Linked DNA regions of Homo sapiens: region 2 is linked to region 1. The links are chromatin loops, found by intact Hi-C in ENCODE. Cell type or tissue: IMR-90. All regions are shown on one strand. Links, peaks and the distances in the headings refer to the core of each region. The heading gives the core; the rest is flanking DNA. Region 1 has its middle 230 kb from the start of DTWD1. Region 2 overlaps FAM227B (family with sequence similarity 227 member B).

Region 1 (17,020 bases), core at 7,119-12,118:
ACTGTTGGAAAAGCGCAGTATTGGGGTGGGAGTAACCCGATTTTCCAGGTGCCATCTGTCACCCCTTTCTTTGACTAGGAAAGGGAATTACCTGACCCCTTGTGCTTCCCGGGTGAGGCAATGCCTCGCCCTGCTTCGGCTCATGCTCAGTGCGCTGCACCCACTGTCCTGCACTCACTTTCTGACACTCCCCAGTGAGATGAACCCGGTACCTCAGTTGGAAATGCAGAAATCACCCGTCTTCTGTATCACTCACGCTGGGAGCTATAGACTGGAGCTGTTCCTATTCGGCCATCTTGGCTCCACCCCCCCCGAGAAATCTTAAACGCAATTATGCACAAGGGCAACAGGTCCCAGTAACATCTTTAACATTATGGGCTTTAGTCAGTGCTGCTTTGGACCCACTCTACATGGAAGAGTCTAAAAAGGGAAGGGAGGAGGAACTATCCCCTACCTTACCACCTCCTCCTCCTCCCTCAGCCCCACCATTACCAGATAAAAGTACAAAAGAGAAAACGGGGATTTTTCCTAAGTCCCCTCCTCGAATATATTAATTGGAAAAAAGACAAGGTCCCACACTACAGCTATGGGACCCTGTCTTAGGCAGGCAGCATTAGAAGGGGAGCTCTTGGCCTGCCTGGTAATGCAAGATTGACAAGGCAATCAGGTATATGAGCCCATTTCTTTTGATGCTTATAAAGATATAAGAAAAAGCATTAAAGAAAATGGAGCCACTAGCCCATTTACGAAAGGACTAACTGAAACCATAGCAGACAACTTCCATATGACCCCATGGGACTGGTTAGTGCTAGCTAAAACAACTTTAGAGCCCAGTCAATAACTCCTCTGGAAGGCAGAATATGATAAGTTGTGCGAACAAGCCAACCAGAATCAATTGGCTGGGCAAGACATAACAGCTGCTATTCTGCAGGGGAGGGGTCCCTATGCCAATGTACAACAATTAAGTTTTGTTCCCCAAGCCTATGCCCAAGTGTTTTTGTGTGCTCTTAGGGCTTGGGACCGAATTCCCGAAAGCGGAGTTCAACAGGGATCTTTTATAAATGTCCGACAAGAGCCTCAGGAGCCATTTGTTGAATTTGTCAATCTGTTAACCCAGGCAATTAAAAGACAAATTAGTCATGTGCAGGCCACTGATATCTTATTGTTGCAGTTGGCTTATGAAAACGCTAATGTGGATTGCCAACAGGCAATGCAGGCAATCAGAGGAAAAGCAGCTACAGTTGGGGAATTTATATGAACGTTTCAACTGGTAGGGACTGAAACACACAAAGCCAAAATATTGCCTATGGCATTAAAGCCTCCTAAAGAGAAAAGGGAGAAAAACCCAAATTGTGTTCTATGTAGAGAGCCAGGTCATATGAAGCGGGAATGCCCCAATAGTAGAGACCAAGTTAACTCAGAAAAGAACCCCCTTCTGTATGTCGCCAATGTAAAAAGGGGAAACATTGGGAAAATCAATGCAAGTCCAAATTTGATAAAAACAGCAAACCCCTAGGCGAGAAACTTCATAAGGGGCCAGCCCCAGACCCTGCTCCAAACTGGGGCAATGCCAATGGCTTTCCTTGGTCAGATGGAAAGCCCACAGTCCTCTCTCTCAGAGCAGCCACCTCTGGGAGCACAGGCCTGGACTTACTCTGCCCCAGCAAATTAGTGCTAAAAGAAGGAGAAGATCCTAAAAGGGTTGCAACAGGGATCTGGGACCCACTGCCTCTGGGAACAGTGGGATTAGTCCCAAGGTGATCAAGCCTATCCAGTAGAGGAATCAATGTACGCACTGGAGTAAATGATAGTGATTACCAAGGTGAGATATTAGTTATGATGGAATGTAAAGGTCTGCATATTCTTCCCCCTGGATCAAAGATAGCTCAGTTACTACTCTTACCATACTGGGTCCCCAACACTCAGGGAAAGGAAAAGGGAAAGGGAAGTTTTGGAAACATGGGAGCCACAGGAGTATATTAGAACCAATTAATCACTGATCAGAGACCCATGATTACCTTAAAAATTGGAAATAAAAATTTTACTGGCTTATTGTACACAGGGGCAGACATTTCAATCATTAGTGATCAAAACTGGCTGAAAACTTGGCCTTGGGTCACTGAGAAACAAAAAATTGTTAACATCAGGGACATGCACACAGCCAAGCAGAGCACACATCCCCTGACATGTTGCGATTTGGAAGGGAGAAAAGCAGTTATACAACCTCTAGTCATGCCCATCCCTGTTAATCTTTGGGAACGAGACCTATTAGCCCAATGGGGGGTCACTCTGCAGAGCCCTTTTTAATAATGGCCACTGTTGCAATTCCTCCCCTACCCATGATGTGGCTCTCTCAAGATCCAATGTGGGTAGAACAGTGGCTTTTAAAGGGAGATAAATTACAAAGGGACCATGAATTAGTTGAGGAACAATTAAAAGCTGGCCATATAGAGCCATCAAACAGCCCTTGGAATTTGTCCATTTTTGTCATTCCCAAAAAGTCTGGTAAATGGAGACTTTTGCATGACTTACATGCTATCAATGCTAATTTGCAACCTATGGGGCCCCTTCAACAGGGGCTCCCTTCCCCTGTGGTGATTCTTCTAGATTGGTTTGTAGTCATTATTGACTTAAAAGACTGTTTTTATACTATTCCTCTTGCAAAACAGGGCAGGGAAAAATTTGTGTTTACAATACCAGCTATCAATAATGAAAGGTCAGTTTGCCAATTTCATTGGAAAGTACTTCCTCATGGAATGCTGGACAGTCCTACCATGTGTCAGTATCATGTAAATCAGACTTTGCTCCCCAGTAGAAAAGAATTTCCTAATTGCAAGATTATTCATTTTATGGATGATAAATTACTGGCAGCCCCACCAGAGCCAATACTTGTAAGTTTATATGCCTCTGTCAAAAAGAATACACAATTAAGAGGTTTAATCATAGCACCTGAAAAAGTACAGATGTCCTCTCCTTGGAAATATCCTGGATAGATACTAACTTCCCGGTCAGTAAGACCCCAGAAGGTTAAATTAAATACTAACAACTTACACACCTTAAATGATTATCAAAAAACACTAGGTAATATTAACTGGTTTTGCCCCACCTTAGGCATAACTATTTATAGGTTATAAGCCTGTTTTCTATCCTAAAAGGCAATGCAGCCCTAGACTCCCCCAGGTATTTAACCCCTGCAGCACAAAGGGAAATTGAGGAAATAGAGCAAACTATTTCTCAGAGGCAACTAGATAGCATAGGCCCATGATATTCAGTCCAATTATTTGTTTTTCCTACTAAACATTCCTCAACAGGATTAATAGGACAGATGGCCCCTGGGCTGCATTTTCTAGAACAGGTTTTTTGCTCACATATTGGGACTAAAACACTATCTCCCTATATCCAGCTAGTTAGTAAAGTTATCTATACAGGCTGCAGACGATGCAATCAATTGCTAGGTTATGACCCTGATGTCACAAAAATTCCCTTGCGTAAAAAACAATTCAAAGCAGTTTTGCCCTTATCTCTAGACCTGCAGATAGCAGCAGGCCATATAGAAGATGCCCTTCCTGCTGACAAACTACTTCAGATAGATAAGAGTACAAGTTCTTATCTTGTACTCCTGTAGTTATACCTACAAAAGTAGTTCACTCCCCCATACCTAATGTTTTAACGCTTTTTACTGATGGCTCTGGTAAAAATGGAAAAGCAGTTATCTAGTGGGAACTGCATAACTCCCTCACTCCATCTGGATTTACTAGCACTCAGACAGCTGAGGTTGGAGCCCTAATATTGGCCCTAGAAATCTTTTCTGCTCAATCTATCAATATTGTTAGTGACTCTGCTTACTCCATTTATTTATTGCAGTACCTTGAGACAGCCCTCATTAAGTCTACTCTTGAGCCCACCCTGTGTACACATTTTCTTTGACTTCAGCAATTGCTAGATCAATGTACACATCCTATTTTTATTACACACATTCGGGCCCACACCTCACTCCCCAGGCCACCAGCTTATGACAATAATCAAGCAGACCTGCAGGTTATGACATCATTGCTTGACCAAGCCACCCAATCACACCAATTTTTCCACGAAAATTGGAGAAATTTATCTAAACAATTTCAAGTTACCCAAAGACTAGCTAAACAAATTATTTTACAATGCCCAGATTGCCAGCTCACAGTCACATCCCCTCCTTCAACAGGTGTTAACCTTAGAGGACTAGAACCTAATCAATTATGGCAAACAGATGTTACACACATCCCTGAATTTGGAAAACTAAGATATGTACATGTATCTGTTGATACCAGTTCCCATTTAATAAGCGCTCATGCTCTTCCTGGAGAGTCTGCCCAATATATCATTAAACATCTTCTCTTTACTTTTGTGTTTATGGAGTGGCCCACAAAAATTAAAACTGATAATGGTCCGGCTTATGTCAGCTCACAATTTCAACAATTTTGTCACACGTGGAACATCCAACATTCCACAGGCATCCCTTAAAACCCCTAAGGACAGGCCATAGTAGAACATGTCCACTCCACCCTTAAAAATATGCTCAAAAAACAGAAAAGAAGGAATATGGGTAAGGACCCTGCAACACTATTGGCAAAAGCCTTATTTACCCTTAATTTTTTAAATGTAGATGATAAATTTCAATCAGCCATAGAAAAGCATTTTGCAAAATGCTCTCAAAACATAAAACCTGCGGTTTTACGGAAACATGTAAATAGTAATGTATGGTGTGGTCCAAATGATTTGCTAACATGGGGAAGAGGACATGCTTGTGTTCACACCCCCTCAAGCCCTCTTTGGATTCCAGCATGACTCATCAAACCATACCATGGCATGGCTAGGATCCAACCCGGTACCAGAAATGAAGGAAATGACCCTGCAGGACCCGCAGCCCCAGTTGATGCAGCTTCCTTGGATGACACAGGCCCCGGACATTACCTGGGGAATGCTGAAGAAGAAAACTCAGGAGGCTGAGCAAATCCTGCTCCAGACACAGACACCATTCATTCCAGATAATCTGTTCCTTGCTATGCTTTCTGTTGTACATTGCAAGTCTCACAGAGTATTAACCTTTCTTATTCTCTCACTCTGCCTGCAACCCGCACCTGCTACACTCTATTGGGCTCATCTCTTAGATCCATCTTTCTTCTGCCCTGTTACCTTGGCAGACACGCCCTTCCAGCCTCTAATAACATAACTGCTTGGCTGGGAGGGATTGAGTTGCCCCCGGTAGGGTCCCTCATTAATAACACACATTGGACTAAGGTGCCAGGTAACGCTACATATCACTTCACAATCCTCCCACTGTGTGTAAGTTATAAAAGTTCTAACCCTTACTGTGTACCTGCCCAAACACAATTATGGCTACATTATGGCAAAGGAAATACCTTAACATTCTCGGTTGCAGGTAGCCTCTCTAGATAAGCTTATTTACGTATGTCATCCAGAGACCGACCTTTGATCATCCGCATGCAAGACTGCTCCCTGCAAGGGGGAATGACAATGTTAATTACCCATAGATTGTGTTGGCTCCAGGCCTTTGACATTATACCAGTACTGAATAAATACAAGCAGCTCCGGCTTATTGGGGCTGCTGACTCTTCGGCCACCTAGTGCCAGGCAGTCCCCTAGTCACTCTTTCATGGGATACCTGTGTCTGAGTATTCCTTTCATCTGTCGCTCAGCCAGGGTCTGCAGGACAGACCTGGCAATGTTGAGTTGAAGCTCAGTTGAGGTCTAACAGGAAATCCTGTTTATAAATCACCAGAAGGACAGCATCATAGAGGACTGTTTTCTATAGGATTCTAAAGATGCTGATTTTCTTCCTGCAAGATGCATTTTTCTGAGAATGGCTATTGCCACCACACACTCACAGGCCAAGGACCCCTCCTTAAAACTCTGACAAACATGGGGCAACCCAGCCTACGTTGAAGAGATGAAGAAAGAGCTTGAGGACCAGGCACAAGAGCTTTGTCTGCTCCACCTCCTGGCTCTAGGCTCAGACGGAGAAGGTGGGGTGCCAAAAGAAATTCCTCACATGTTTACTACCTTCCTTCTAATTTCCTGTCCCCTCTGTTGTTTATTGAGTGAAAAAGGATGGCTGTCTTATAAGGAACATCAGATAGCCTACTTCAAGTCCACAGTGATTTTCAGGACTGGCATTTGCTATTACTTTATAGGTCTGGCCAATGCCTGGTCCACGAGAGAGGTGTTCACGACCAAGGTGAGAAGGTACCACTTGCTTACATTTTTTGCCTCTAGTGCAAGTACATTCACCTTGATTCCTCTCCAGTCATGTGGTTTGAGTTACTTTGGCCAGAAGCAGCAACTGAGGCCCAATCTGTGCTGTGCCCACAGGAAACTTCACAAAGGTTTACGTACAGAAGCATTTGGGGCCATGTCTGTCTTGGCTATGGGGACAGGTGGGGCTAAGCCGGCATCTCTGCTGTCAGTTGCCAGACTGCAGAGAGAGGCCCTTGCCTCCTTCCACAAGGTGTTTCCAATAAAGGGGACATATTTCCTTCGTTAGAAATAAACACAGACTGACAATATCATAGCATTTCTTGGGAAAAGAAGAAAACAGTCTTCAAACGTCCTCTGTAAGCTCCTCTGATGTGCATCTAGGTGGGGCTGGCATGGTGAGGAGAGAAGTGTATTATGAGAAAGCAAGAAAAGCACCCACACCATTCCATCACTAGATTTGACTTCCCAAACTAAAGAGGGTAGGATGACATCTGCTTAGCTACATCATAGGCCATCAAGGCTTGAAGAGACATAGGGTGCAACCTCCCTATAATGCTGATGAGGACACAGAGCCCAGGGAGGCTGAAGGATCTGACCACCTTACACAGCAGTCAGGGCAGAGCTGAAGCTACAACCCGCAACTTCTAATTTCAGTCCAGTGTATTTTCTGAAGTACTCCATTTCATCCAACCATCTCAACAATTGAACAAATCTGTTCATGTGTGGTTGGTGCTATAAGGCAATGGTTTTCAACCTACAGTCATGTTGTGAACCTCTGGGATATTTGAAAAATTACCAACACTTGGGCCTCATACCCTGAGATTTCAATTTCATAGGTTTAGTGTGAGGCCCAGCATAGACATTCTTAAGAGCTCTCCACTTGATAGTCACAGAGTTGAGAGCCATTACTTTAAGGAATATATATGGGAAATACTGGCACTTTCCTCTCCATTTTGCTGTGAACTTCACATTGCTCTAAAAAGATAATGTCTTGCCTGGGCGTGGTGGCTCACGCCTGTAATTCCAGCACTTTGGGAGGCCAAGGTGGGTGGATCACAAGGTAAGGAGTTCGAGACCAGCCTGGCCAACATAGTGAAACTCTGTCTCTACTAAAAATACAAAAAATTAGCCAGGCGTGGTGGCGGGTGCCTGTAATCCCAGCTACTCGGGAGGCTGAGGCAGAAGAATCGTTTGATCCTGGGAGACAGAGGTTGCAGTGAGCCAAAATTGCACCACTGCACTCCAGCCCGGGCAACACTGTGAGACTCCGTCCAAAAAAAAAAGATAAAGTCTTAAGAAATAAAATAGGAATATAAAGATAAAAATGACATGTTTCTAGGATCTCATGAGGAGGCAAACAAATACATAAATAACTTCCAAGCTAGGTGCTACAGAAGGTCCAAGAATAATATGAATATAAGTGTGATCCTGCCTGAACTATGCTGTCTATGGCCACAGGACTAATTTGTGTTAACTCTACTGTTTGTTCCACCAAGGCAAAGCTTACTTACCTTCCAGGCCTATCTCAAATCACACCTCTTCTATGGGCCTTTTTAACAAGACTCCAAAAACAGCTGGCATGCCTCTTCTCTAAACTTCTACACTACCCACAGGCCATAGGCAAACAATTTAGCACCAAATTATATATTATTTTCATTGTTACACTATAGTAATAGTGAAATGAAAGCTTCTACTTGTTCAGTGCATACCATGTGCCAGCCACCCTTTATGTTTTCTACACAGTGCCACCCATGCTCCCAGGAGCTCTATGATGCTGGTATTAATATACCCATTATACACATTAGGAAACTGAAACTCAGAGATGTCAAGTGCCTTGCCCCCAACCAGACAGCTGGTAAAGACATGAATTCAGGTATGCATGTCTCTAGACATGTTGCTTTGTATCAAATACAAATAATACTTCTTTATTATAGCACGTACTCCTGACATATTATTTTGCAAACTGTAAACTTCTTTGCTGTTCATTCACTTGTTTAATTCTTACTACAGCCCCACTATCAATTCTATTTGTGAGGGAATTAAGTCTAGAAAAATTAGATACAATTGCTCAAGATTCCATAGCCTGGCCAGGAACCCAGGTGTTCTATTCCAAGTGCAGGGCCATTTCACTGCCCACATATCCATGTGCCGGGCTCTGTTCCATGCTAACCTGAAGTCCCCTGAGAGAAAGCCTGTGTTTGATGCTGCTTCTGTATTTCCCACTGATGCCAGATATGCAGCCTGTTGCTTCATTAATTGATTTGCCAAGAAGTAGCAAGAATGTCCCCAAGACACAGCCAGACCCTAAGGACTTGAAGAATGAAACCACAGCAATTCTTTGGGGGCTGAAAATAACTGCTGAGAAGACATGACTGTGGGTTATTTTTAGTGCCATGAATAAGTTGTATTCTAGAAAAAACAAACAAAACTCCAACCTTTCAGTCACCATTTTTGAAGGAATGATTCTCAACTATCTACATCAACTAACAGAAGCAAACAGCAAAAGCGAAAGAAGTGACCTGCCCATGACCAAAGGATGGATCAGTGGAAGAAAGTCAACTTCCTTTCTCCTTCTCCCCCAAAAGTTTCCAATTTAAATCCCCAAAATCTCCAATTTAAATCCCAGTTATCTGTCTATGACACAACAATGTCTCTTTAGCCATATCCCATCTCGTTTCGTAAAGGATTCAAAGTAGCTTGCAACATGAATAGATATAATAAGCAATGATAAAATATAAACAAGTAAAGACTACCAAGGCTGAGGAACATGTAAATATAAGAAGTCAAGTCCAAGAAAAAATGCCTTATTAGTCAGAGAGGAAACTGTCTAAAGCCCAAAAGACTGCACTGCATTTAAAATAGATCTTCCATGCATGAGGTTTAGTTGATGAGGTATTTTTAGGGGCTCAGTCACTACTGTGGGTTTTACTCCTTGCCGGATATTGATCCAAAAGAATAATTGAAGCAATGAAACTATAGAATTTATCTCCAGGATGTGGTCAGCACACAATATTCATGCCTCCTTGGTTAAATAAGAGACGTGTTTTCCAAGTCTAATGTTGCCAAAAAGACCACGTCAGTGCTTTCTGTGGAATGGAACTCTTATTTCAACAGTAAGTCTGAATCATGACCATTTATTTATTTAACAGATATTGTGACAATAAATTATCTGCCAGGAACTGTGCAATGCATTGCTAATTCAAAGACAAGACATAGACCCTCTCTTACAGGACTTCTCTCTCTGGAGGAGCAGAGAGGCTTGTAAATATACAATAAGTAAAAACATAACAAGTATGATTAGAGAGGAATGCATAAGGAGTTGTAGAAGCAGGGATAGAGACAACCATGTCACTGAGGTTAGCAAGCACATCTTAACTTCTAATCTAACATCTTGTAACACATCTAGTTATAAGGATGCAGAGCTTCTGGGTTGGCAGAGGTGGGGTGAGCATTCTTAATTGAGTGGAACTGATAGAATCATAGAAGAAAGAACTTCCTTTTGTGACTTGCTGAACATCTCCATATTTCTGATTTGATTTTGTGGAGAAGTAAGGCAGACAAATGCAGCAGTGCCATCTCAAAAAGTGGCGGCCAGCAGGAATAGGACAGAGGAGTGTGAAGAAATGCTGTGGCAAGTATTTTGTCATATCCAGGTTAGTGAGACGAATTTCTTGGCAGTATAGGCATATTGTTCTTGGCAATTCTGTATATGGTAAAGGGAACTTCAGGATCCAAATCAACTTTCTGGCTGACTATGCATCCATTCAAACCACCTATGATCACATTTAAAACAAAAATCTAGCATCTCAAGAGAGATTTAAAATGGAAGGTTTCTTTGCCAGTGATCTGCACCAAAAACTGGAAGCCAGCAATCAAAAGTGAACAAGTGTTTCAAACTTTCAGGCCTCTGATGCCTGACTCAAAAATCTGAAGCATCCCCTTCCTGCTGACCCAGCTAAAGAATACTTTGGTGATCATACAAAAATATAATATTAATATACTATATTCATACTATAGTTATATATAACATTTTCAGATTATACATATTTATATGTATAAATATATATTTACATTTATATAGTATAGTATGAACGCTGAATAATTTATAAAATTATGATTGGCAAAAAGCAACTTGCTTAGAATTTACAGTGATTGATTATTTATATGTATAAATATATATTTATATAGTATAGTATGAATGCTGAATAATTTATAAAATTATTATAGGCAAAAAGCAACTTGCTTAGAATTTACAGTGATTGATTCCAGCATATGTATCTGAAGAAGCACCAAAGCAGGGGTCCATGGAAAATGGACACTTGCCTAGTGTTAGCTCAAGTCAGGTTCTGACTTTCTCCTGTAGAAACAAAAGCAGATAAGGTAACTTTCAAAGAAAATTCTTTTTTTTTTCCTTAAACTGACTCATAGCTTAGAAGTTGAGAAAATAAAGAAACAGCTAAGAAATATTGAAGGGTGTTGAATGTCTAAGGGAATCAGATAAAAAAGAAGAGCCTTAATAGGAAGTGTGCACATTTGTGACCAAAAATTAAGCTACCAGAAACTATGAAGAATGAATCCAGAAGTCTTAGCTAGAGAAATCATGCAAGAGAAAGAGATAAAAGGCATCCAAATAGGAAAAGAAGAAGTAAAATGATCTCTCTTTGCTGATGATATGATTCCATAGACAGAAAGTCCTAAAGACTCAGCCAAAAGGCTCCTGGAACTGATAAACAACTTCAATAAACTTTTAGGATACAAAATCAACACACAAAAATCAGTAGCATTTCTATACACCAAAAATGTTCAAGCTTTGAGAATCAAGTCAAGAACACAATCCAATTTACAATAGCCCCCCCAAAAATGAAATATCTAGGAATACATGGAATACATCTAACCAAAGAGTTGAAAGATCTCTACAAGGAAAACTACAAACACTGCTGAGAGAAATCATAGATAACACAAACAAATGGAAAAACATTCCATGCTCATGGATTGGAAGAATCAATTTCATTAAAATGGCCATACTGCCCAAAGCAATCTACAGATTCAATACTATTTCTATCAAGGTACAAATGTCATTTCCACAGAACTGGAAAAACGCTATTCTAAAATTCATATGGAACCCAAGAACAAGCTAGATAGCCAAAGCAATCCTAAGCAACATGAACAAAGCCAGAGGTATCACGTTATGTTACTTCAAACTATACTACAAGGCTACAGTAATCAAAACAGCATGGTTCTGCTACAGAAACAGACACATAGACCAATGGAAGAGAATAGAGAACCCAGAAATAAAGCTACACACTTGTAGCCATATGATCTTTGACAAAGACAACAAAAATATGCAATGGGAAAAGGACCCCCTATTCAATCAACAGTGCTGAGATAGAAGCTTTTGCTGTGCAGAAGCTCTTTAGTTTAATTAGGTCCCACTTGTCAATTTTTATTTTTAATTTTTGTTTATGGTGGATTTAATTTTTGTTTATATGGCTAGCCATATGCAGAAGAATAAAACTGGACCCCTACCTTTCACCGTAAACAAAAATTAACTCAAGATTGATTAAGGATTTAAAAGTAAAACCTCAAACTATAAGAATCCTAGAAGAAAACCTAGAAAACACCATTCTGGACATTGGCCTTGGGAAAGAATTCACAACTAGGTCCTCAAAAGCAATTGCAACAAAACCAAAATTGACAAGTGTGACCTAATTAAACTAGAGAGCTTCTGCACAGCAAAAGAAACTATCAACAGAGTAAACAGACAGCCTACAGAATGGAAGAAAATATTTGCCAACTATGCATCTGACAAAGGTCTAATATCCAGAATCTATAAGGAGCTTAAACAGCAGAACAAGCAAAAAACAAATAACTTCATTAAAAAGTAGGCAAAAGACATGAACAGACACTTCTCAAAAGAAGACAGACAAGTGACCAACAAACATGAGAAAATTCTCAACATCAGTATTTATAAGAGAAATGCAAATCAAAACCACAATGAGATACCATCACACACCAGTCAGAACAGCTATTATTAAAAAGTCAAAAAACAAATGCTGGCAGGGCCGTGGAGAAAAGGGAAGACTTATACACTGTTGGTAGCAATATAAATTAGTTCGGCCGCTGTGGACATACTTTGGAAGTTTCTCAAATAACTTAAAACAGAATTATCATTCAACTCAGCAACCCCATTATTGGGTATATACACAAATCATTCTACAAAAAAGATACATGCACTTGTATGTTTATCACAGCACTATGCACAGTAGCAAAGACATGGAATCAACCTACATGCCAATCAAGGGTGGATTAGATGAAGAAAATGTGGTACATATACACCATGGAATATTACATAGCCATAAAAAAGAAGAAAATCATGTCCTTTGCAGCAACATGGATACAGATGGAGGCCATTATCCTAAGCAAATTAATGCAGGAACAGAAAACCAAATTCCTCATGTTCTCCTTTATATGTGGGAGCTAGACATTGGGTACTCATGGATATAAAAATGGCCAAGAATAGACACCAGGGACTACTAGGGGAAGGGAGCAAGTGTTGAAAAACTATTGGGTACTATGCTCACTTCCTGGGTGACAGGATCATTCATATCCCAAACCTCAGCATTGTGCAATATACCTATATAACCTGCACATCTACCCCCTGAATCTAAAATAAAAGTTAAAATTAAAAAAAAAAAAAGACCAAATCTATGACCTAAGTGTCAACTAGAGATAGCATTGGGTTAAGAGCACAAGCCACTCCTGGGGTTTGAATCCCAGCTCTTCCATTATACGTCTCTGAGAAAGTTACTTAACCTCTCTGGGGTTTGATTCTTTCCCTTTAAAATGGGGAAAATAATGGTGCCTACCTCACTGGGTTGCTGTGAAGATTGCATTGAATGAGCTAATTATTATGAGGCTTAGCACAATACCCAGCACTTAGTAATCCTCACAATCCTTCAAGGAACATCTCATGATCCCCATTTTCCAGGTGGGTAAATGCACTTAGAGAAGGCATCTTTGCTAACAGTCCCACAGGTAACCGATGGACTTTCTAAAGTGTCAGCCATTCCCCTGGCTTCTCCTTCCCCTCCTTCTCCTAGGTGGTCAAACTATACAGAGTATAAATGTTCTTTCACTTTTTTCCTACGACTCAATCTGTCCCATGACTTTCTCTCAAATATTCCCCTTTCCCAGCTCCCCATGATGCTCAAGTCCTTTCTTTTACTATGAAAACATTTTTTCTTTGTTGCTGGATTTTGTTCTCATCAATTCTTTTATGCCAAGGACATTCGGGACTATCCCATACTAAGAAGTGGTGTTAGAGAAATCCCCTTGACTATTTGGGTATCAGTTTGCCATTCTTTGGAAATTATTCTCCCACCACCACCTTTTCCTCAGTTTTTATTTTTTCATATTTTTTCAGCCTCAAGGTACTCCTTCCCAGATCTAGACAAGGTCCCCAAGGAAGATCAAAACATTTTTGAGGTCAGGAACTATTCCAACTCACACTATCTAGACTACAGACTAATTTAAAGACTACAGACAATCAACAAAAGCTGCTATTTAACTCAAAGGACAGAACAACTATTTTCAAATATTTGAGGAGCTGTCACATGAGAGATACTTATTCAGTCTCTTTTGCAAGGGCAGAGGCAAACAATGCAGGGTAATGATGGGGAAACAGACCTCAGGTCAAAAGAAGAAGGAGATTCCTCACCAATGGAGCTGTTCGAAGGGAGCTGGCTTCGTTGAGCTCATGAGCACTGCATCATTGGGAACATCTGAGCAGAGACTGAATGCCATCTGCAGGCTTATTCTGAAGGAAGTTCCTGCATCAAGTTGAAAGTATGTACATAGTCTCCTGGGCGAATGCAGGAGAATCACCTGGAACACTTTTAAAGGGGTTACAGCAGGTAACTGAGGCAGACTTAGAAGAGTAACCTAGATGGGGAAGGGCATGTTAGGTGGTAAGATTAGATTAGAGTGAAGGAGGCTACGCAAGACAGATCACCCACCTTACAATTCTATCTCAATCATCAATGGTACTCAGACAAGCATAGTTCCTCTTTGAGCCACCCAGGGTGAGGATGTGTAGAAGGTACTCTACTCATCTCCTTCTTCATTTTGTGGTGATACCACTCCAGCTCTGGCTGATTTATGATGCTATTTTAGAGAAGGTCCCAGGCCACTTACCAGAGGGTCAGAGAAAAAAGCCCATGGTAAAGGGAGTTGATAAGAATGTGTATCCAGTCTACAACAGCAATTAGGGGCCTGGGCCTGATATCCTGCATTTCAGCCTAATGGGTGGATGAATTAACAACACCACCACAGTGTGGGGAATAGGAGGAAGAACTGGGGGTGAGGATGATGGGGGGATAGAGGGTGGAGTGCACAAGAGTTGTATGAAGCAGCCTGGACTTGACAGACACACATCCTTCATTAGCACTCCTGCTCAGAATGAGCTGATGACCATGACTATTATACCAAATATCAAGTGAAAGAATTACACAATGGGTTTGAGTTTCTTCTACAGAACTGAGATGTAAGAAGTATCAAATTTTTTTACCTTTTCATATCAAATTAGACTGGCTCTGAACCTCTAGTCTGTCCATTCCATCTCCTTGGAGCGTATAAGAATTTCAGGTCTTACCTAGTCCCAAGAGACAGAGAAGGGCTTGGTCCTTAGTCCTGATACAGTTTGGATATTTGTCCCTGCCAAAATCTCATGTTGAAATGTGATCCCCAATGTTGGAGGTGGGGCCTGGTGGAAGATGTTTGGATCATGGAGGTGGATCTCTCATGAATGGCTTGGGCCATCCCCTTGGTGATAAATTCACAGGAGATCTGGTTGTTCAAAGTGTGTGGCATCTTCCCCACTCCCTTTTCCTTACTCCTGCTTTCATCATGTGATGTGCCTGCTCCCCCTTCACCTCTGCCATGATTGGAAGCTTCCTGAGGCCTCCCCAGAAGCAGATGCTGACATGCTTCCTGTACAGCAATACAATAAAAAAGTAGTTGACATGAACTATATTTTTAAACCTCCTGCAATCCAATACTTACCAGATTTCATAATTTAACATCTCTGAAATTAGAAGTAAATCTTACATCCAATGGCATCTTTACAACTCTAAGCGGCAATATTCTTCTTGTTTTCCCGTGGTATGTAAATGAATGGTGCATCATTTACAAGGGGGCATTTTAGATTCCATCAACTGTGGTATGTATAATGCATGGTTGAAAGATACTGGGTTAGAACCTCTCCGAAGGCAAGAAAAAGAAACCATTTCTTATTTATCTTGTACCGTGGCCTCTCCACACTCAGTGTTCTATTAAGTGATTGATTCACTTATTAATTTTAAATTTAGTCCAGTAGAACTAAATTTGTTAGTACATTTCATCTGAGAGGTCTACTAGATGTAAGCTATGTGTGAACCATACATGAGAACTTTGAGGAAGAAATGGAACCGTAAAACAAAGTCTTGCCTGTCAATCAAAAAGATAATTCTGGTCATCTTGTCTACCCCTAAGTATTTAACTAAGCTCCCAAACTATGAACCACAATTATTTATATTATAATTGTAAAATATATATTTTTAAAAATATTTCAATTAAAAATGTTAGTATTCATTGAGACAAAAAACCATACACAATACCTAAACATATTTTGTCAATAATATGCAGTTAGAAACTATTCCTGTTGTTCAAAACACATCATCTCGTACCTTCAGAAAACTATTAGCTACCACACAAAACGATACCAGGAAAATATTTTGACCTGCCCTATAGTGTTTTTGGTGTTACTTGGTTTAAAAAAAAATCTTGCTGTTTTTATCTGGTTTAGACCAAATAGGCACCTCATAAAGAAAAATAGGTATAGTTTCAAATGTGACTTATCACGTGGTCCAAATAGGTCAGAGTGCCAGCTGCCATTAGCAGTGGGGCAAGACTAGCCATTGATGGCCCATGTTCATTCTTATTGGTCAGTGTCCCTGTCCAACTGTTTGTTAAATAAGCTTAATATCTCCCCCAGTCACTAATCATAATCCCAAATTAATTTATTCTTTTTCAGTAGTCATTTAATGAAAGTGACATTATCTCAAGAAATTCAGTAACAGGAATTTTATTCAAAACCTTTTCTGAGGATGTTTTGGGGTCAATATTATTATTTCTGTCCAATCTTGGTGCATTATCTCATACTTCCCTGTATCTCTATAGTGTCACATACTGGAGCAGAGACAGAAAGGGGATGAGAAGGAAAATCATCAGCTGTTAAAGAAGCATCCTAATCATTGCTCACATTTACCTAGAAGAAGGCAGGGAGTATAGAAACATTTATTACAAGGGGTGAAACAACTAGATTTCTTCTTGATCATTACTTTACTTCCAAGTTAACTATCATCTCTCCATGCATCCTGCTCCAGTAAGAATTTTCTGTGTAAGTCTAGGGCTGCAGTTTATTAAAAATTTTAACTTGCCCTTATAAACCTTATGGGAATCTGAATTGAGATAGCCAGAGATATCTGGCCAACTAATCATTATTATTTCTTGAAATCTGGATGTTTATGTATGCAGCTCCAAGCTGATTTGTATTCTGCACCAGTTACAGGAATAGATCTGCCAGGAAGTTTTGAAATTCAAGGACAGATAGGGTTAAGTCATAGCCCCAAACTACAGATTAGCCCAGCAAGGTCCTCCAAATCTTTTGCAATACACATTTGGTAATACGTGGGTCATTTAGTTCTGGCTTCCAGGCAGTTCAGCTAAA
Region 2 (5,000 bases), core at 1-5,000, 360 kb before region 1:
AAAGAGAGTTACAATTGTTTTTGCATCAGAATGATTATGGAATACAAAGTGCACAAAAGTTCTCCCTCCCCCACCACAGTCCATTCTCAAACAGAGCAGCCAAAGTGATTCTGTTAAAATATATTTCAGATCATGCATCCTCTGTTTAAAATTGCAATTGTTTTCCATATTCTTCAGAATAGGAGCCTGTCCTTATAGTGGCTAAGGAGTGGCAATGGAAGAAGGTGAGTAATTAAAAACTTTGCTGCTTAATTAGGTGGGCAAAACAACAAGAAAAAGTAATAAAAATCTAGAGAAATTATGCACTTAAGTTGTTTGGCAGATGTCACTGAATTCTTAGTTCATTTTAAAGAAATGGATACTGGATACTATAGACAATATTTAATGGGTATAATCATTATTAGAATCATACTCAGAGGAAAGGGCATAGCTCTACATCGAAAAATGACGAATGTACCTTTTTATGTTTGAAGTAAATATATTTAGGGCATGTACATATCACCTTAATGATTCTCCACTTGACTGAAATTTTTCCATTAATCAACCAATTAATAGATACAACCAGGCTAGATGAGAGGGCTTCTACTTTACTATCACTTCTTTATTATATATCTCCGATTGTTGATTATTTTTGGTTATTTCAATTATTTTATGAAGATAAATATGAACAATTTATATATGTTTCTTTATATTTCTGATTTTCTTAGGACGATTACAGGAAATAAAATTGAAAAACTGATTTTCTGAAAGTTTTTTCCAGAATATATTCTAATCAGCAGTGCCGGAAGTAAATATTCTCACTTTTATACTCAAAATTTAGTCAGCTCTTATTCTTGTCTCTCCTTCCCTTTGACTCTGTGAATATGGTAAATCACCAACACTCAGCTAACTTCTTTCTCAACATCCATTCAGATTCATCTCTTTCTTCATCCTCCTACAGCTTTATTACTTCATGCCTAGAATTTAGCAATAGCTCCTTAATCTTTCTTGTTTCAAATTCCTTCCCATCTCATATACTGCCTAATTCTTTAATCTTCCTATAATACTACTTTGACTATTTCAGTCACCAATTGAAGACCCATATTGGCTCTTTTTTGCCTGTTGGGTTTAGTTTAAATCTCTTAAACTAGCACCCAAAGCTGTCAAACAATTGGCTCTAACTCGACTGTCCAATCTTCTCACTGTTCAATATACACCTAGTAGTTTCTTTAGTCCATTGTATTTATCATGATTTACACAAGTTGCAAATTGATTCTGCCTCTGAGTTTTGTCTATACTGTCCCCACTGCTTAGAATATCTCTACTTCCTACTGTCAATCAATCCATACCCTGCTCTGCTCTTAAGGACAAAGCTCAAGTTTAATGAGCTATTCCCAAACTTGCCCCTGCCTTATAACAATTTTTTTCCTTCTCTGAATCCTATTGCACTCTAATATAGTAATTGATTGCACACACACACACACATATGCACACACACACACATATATATATGCAATGTTTATGTATATGTGTATTCATCTACTTCAGTTAAACAAGCATATATTGACAATTCTACCATGTTTGTATCAAGCACTGTATGATAAATATATGTTGAGTGTGATAAAAGTAAAAGTAACTATTGCCTTTTTAAAATTCCCCATGTAATCTGGTAAGGAAATAGAACGTCAAAAAGTACTTAATACTATTAATACTTGCTTACTAACTGATCCATATTAATAATCTATTGATAAAATATATAATAAATTTTATATACAAAGATCTTTCCAGTCTTGTCATCATGCCTACATAATCTTATCTATTGCCATACAAAGGTCTGTGTTATATATTGGCAAGTCCTTTAGAATCTGTTTTTAAAAATAACTTATTTAACAAATGCAGCAATCACTATGTGAGGTAAAAACACATCTATACTTTTAAAAAATTCTGTCAGTCACAGGTTTGAAAGCACAAGATATTTGATAGCATTGATAGTGATGCTAGTCCTGTATACAATTTAAATAGAATCCATCAGGAAAAGCAAGAGATCAAAACTTTTTGCTTTTGAAGTACTTCATCCCTTATCCTTGAAAGCTTAGTGTGTTCAGCAGTTCACGCTCATAGGCCTTCTTAGAATGAATCATGTAACATTTTTCAGCTTTTCTCCCTTTTCTTTATTCCTGTCTGTTATTGTTTTGCTAGGTGGCAGTGCTTATCTCAATTCAATTTTAAGTTTCTATAGTTTACAGCGTTAATTATTAATTTTTCATATTTCTCATTTATTGTACATGTCACTCAACTAGCTATTCATCTGTCCAACTTTTATGATATTGCTCTATAATGAAAAAAGAAAAATGTTACTTTCTTGCTAATAAATCTTCCTAATTATCTCCATTCACTGTTTCAAAAATAATATTGGAATTTTTATTCCCTTTCAGAAGATAAATATTTACCATGCCTTAATGTTATTAAGGTTAAATCACAGGTGATATTTTATTGTCTTCTAAATACTTCATTTTCAAATTTTCTACATTAATATATATGATCTTTATAATCAGAATAACAATAGCAAATGTGGTTTAAAAAATTATCTTCACATTCAGTTTTTATGGAGCTGGAAGAGTGGGATGTTGGTGCAGCATTGATGTATTAAATAGCATGGTCTTCTACATAAATGATCAAACCTGGCACCCACATTGCTCATCTCATTCAATTAACTAAACTTACTGAAACTCCATAATTTCATAATAATGTAGTCATTGTTACCATATTTTAGTGGTGACTGTGTCCTGAATCTTCTTCTTGAATCTGTTCCTTTATCCAGTAATCACCAAGATTGCTCAACTCTTCTTACCTAATGTCCCTCAGTCTCATCTCTTCCTCACTACTTTCATGACCTCATTAAATTGTACCTAAAGTTTAGCAATAGCATCCTATTTGTTTTTCTGTTCCAAGTCCTCGTCTCAATTCCTGTTTAGTTACCTAATATTCCTAAAATGTCATTTAAACTATGTCAATTACCAATTGTAGAACCCATGTTGTCTCTCTAGGGCTCACTGAATTTGGGTAAAATTCTTTAAACTAGAAATCAAAACCATCAACAAATTGGTTCCATCCATCTGGTCCAATCTCCTCACTGTTCACAAACTTCATAGTATCCTTAGACCATTGTTCTCATGTCATTTTGTACACGCACCATACTTCCTTGTGTCTCTGGGATTTGTCTATATTGTCTCTATCATCCAGAATGTCTCAACTTCTCACTATCAATCCATACCCTGCTCTGCCATCAAGAACAAAATCAAGATTCTCCTCTTTAATGATTACCAGACTTGGTCCTGCCTTACGATGATTTTTCTCTTCTATAAATTCCCACTGCATGTCAATCTATGCCATTAATCTAGCATTTAGAGAATTTTTATCTCTATCTCAATAGAGGATGGATAGGCATACCTGTATGTCTATCTATCCATCCATCTACACTTATCTACTTAAGCAACTAGGCATACCTGTGTGTCTATCTATCCATCCACCTACACTCATCTACTTAAGCAACACAAATACACACACACTTATGTTATATATGTCCACATCTATTTCAGTTACACAAATATATAAAGGGGTCTGTGTATGTATGTATGTGTATATATATATATATATGTGTGTGTGTGTATGTATGTGTGTAGTCAATAGTACAGTGTCAGGCACTGTAATAGTGTTAATAAAATCCATGCTTCAAAATTTAAAACAATTACATACCTATAGATATATAATCAATTTTATGAGGATCAGATTTGGAACAAATGAGCCTTTGGAACCACTAAGAACCATAAGTGATAGCTGACAGACTGTCAAGAAAAAAACTTCCTAAGTCTTTAGCATGTCAGTTGTAGAGCACATGTATAAGTTACCATTGTGCTTTGACCCTAACAGTAATTTTAATGCTTGAGTCTTAAATATAAATATGCATATATTAAACAACTGCCAAACCAGTATCAACTCTATTGCCTTAGTGGGAGACACACAAACACACACACACACACACACACACACACACACACCCTAAACATAGAGTCAGCAATAAATTCAAAAAATTCAGTTGAACAAAGAAACGTATATTGTCAAGAACTGCAATTTCAGTTTTGTTTTTGTTGCAAACTTTCTGGTTGACTTCATTCTGTGTTTAACAAGGTCCAGTATTGTCCTGGAAGTCCATGTTACAAGACGGACTTTATTAGTGAAAACTTTTCCTAACATTTTGCTAGATTTATACATTGCACTGATTTACTCTAATGAAAACTTAGCTGTCCTCTTAGGATACTGCTTCCCCTGCAATCCTCTCAGTTGGAGGCTCTTTTTTTTCCCTCACACAGTATTCATACCAGTCTAGAGGTGTATGGTAGGTATATGTATGCCTGCTACACATTCTATGTAACTTATTTAATCACACTTGTTGGTTATTGTCTGTCTCTCCTCACTAGCCCATAAGTTCCATAAGGAAAAGGATACTGTTTTGTTCCCTTATGTATCCGAAGCTCCTTTAAGAGCAGCTGTTAAGCACTCAGTAAATATATTTAATACTCAGGAAATATAAGGACTCAGTAAATGTTCATTGCACTCAGCAAATATTTATTAAACTAATGGACAAACCAATTCCAATTCAGTGACAGAATAATAAGCACACCTCACTGCAAAGAGTCATTCTAATACCTAAGCATGATACAAATGTCATTGTTGCAAATGAATAGAAATATATCACATTGTTTTATGCAAACTGATGACTAAATCTCTCAGGTATTCAAAGTCTTATCATTCACTTCTCCATAACACAGCATTTTAATGTCATTTAGTATAATATGCTAATAATTCATTTCATAATATAATGGAAACCTGCTGTTTCAAAATTAAACCCAGCCCCTCTGACTAATGCTACCAACCAACAGACCAATATATCTGGGGGAGGTATTTGCAGGCGATCTTATGGTAGACATGGAAAATTATCTTGGAAGTTAAATAACTTGAAA

The links. Peaks named below come from ENCODE experiments on the same cell type or tissue, not always from the same donor. Only the 100,000 strongest peaks of a DNase experiment are listed, where the experiment ranks them.
Region 2: it touches region 1 in a loop (4-fold over the local background); 2 of 110 quality-filtered maps call a loop at or near these places.

Annotation. Positions count from the first base shown.
Region 1 is chr15:49,839,058-49,856,077 of GRCh38, forward strand. No RefSeq gene overlaps it. Among named protein-coding and RNA genes, the nearest start is that of DTWD1, 230 kb to the left of the region's middle. In IMR-90, for the core only: no CTCF peak of the experiment used is centred there; a DNase peak (open chromatin) is centred at 9,334; H3K27ac peaks cover 2,799 bases.
Region 2 is chr15:49,490,254-49,495,253 of GRCh38, forward strand. The region is part of intron 11 of FAM227B (family with sequence similarity 227 member B); the gene reads right to left. Among named protein-coding and RNA genes, the nearest start is that of FGF7, 70 kb to the left of the region's middle. In IMR-90, for the core only: no CTCF peak of the experiment used is centred there; a DNase peak (open chromatin) is centred at 2,808; H3K27ac peaks cover 1,844 bases.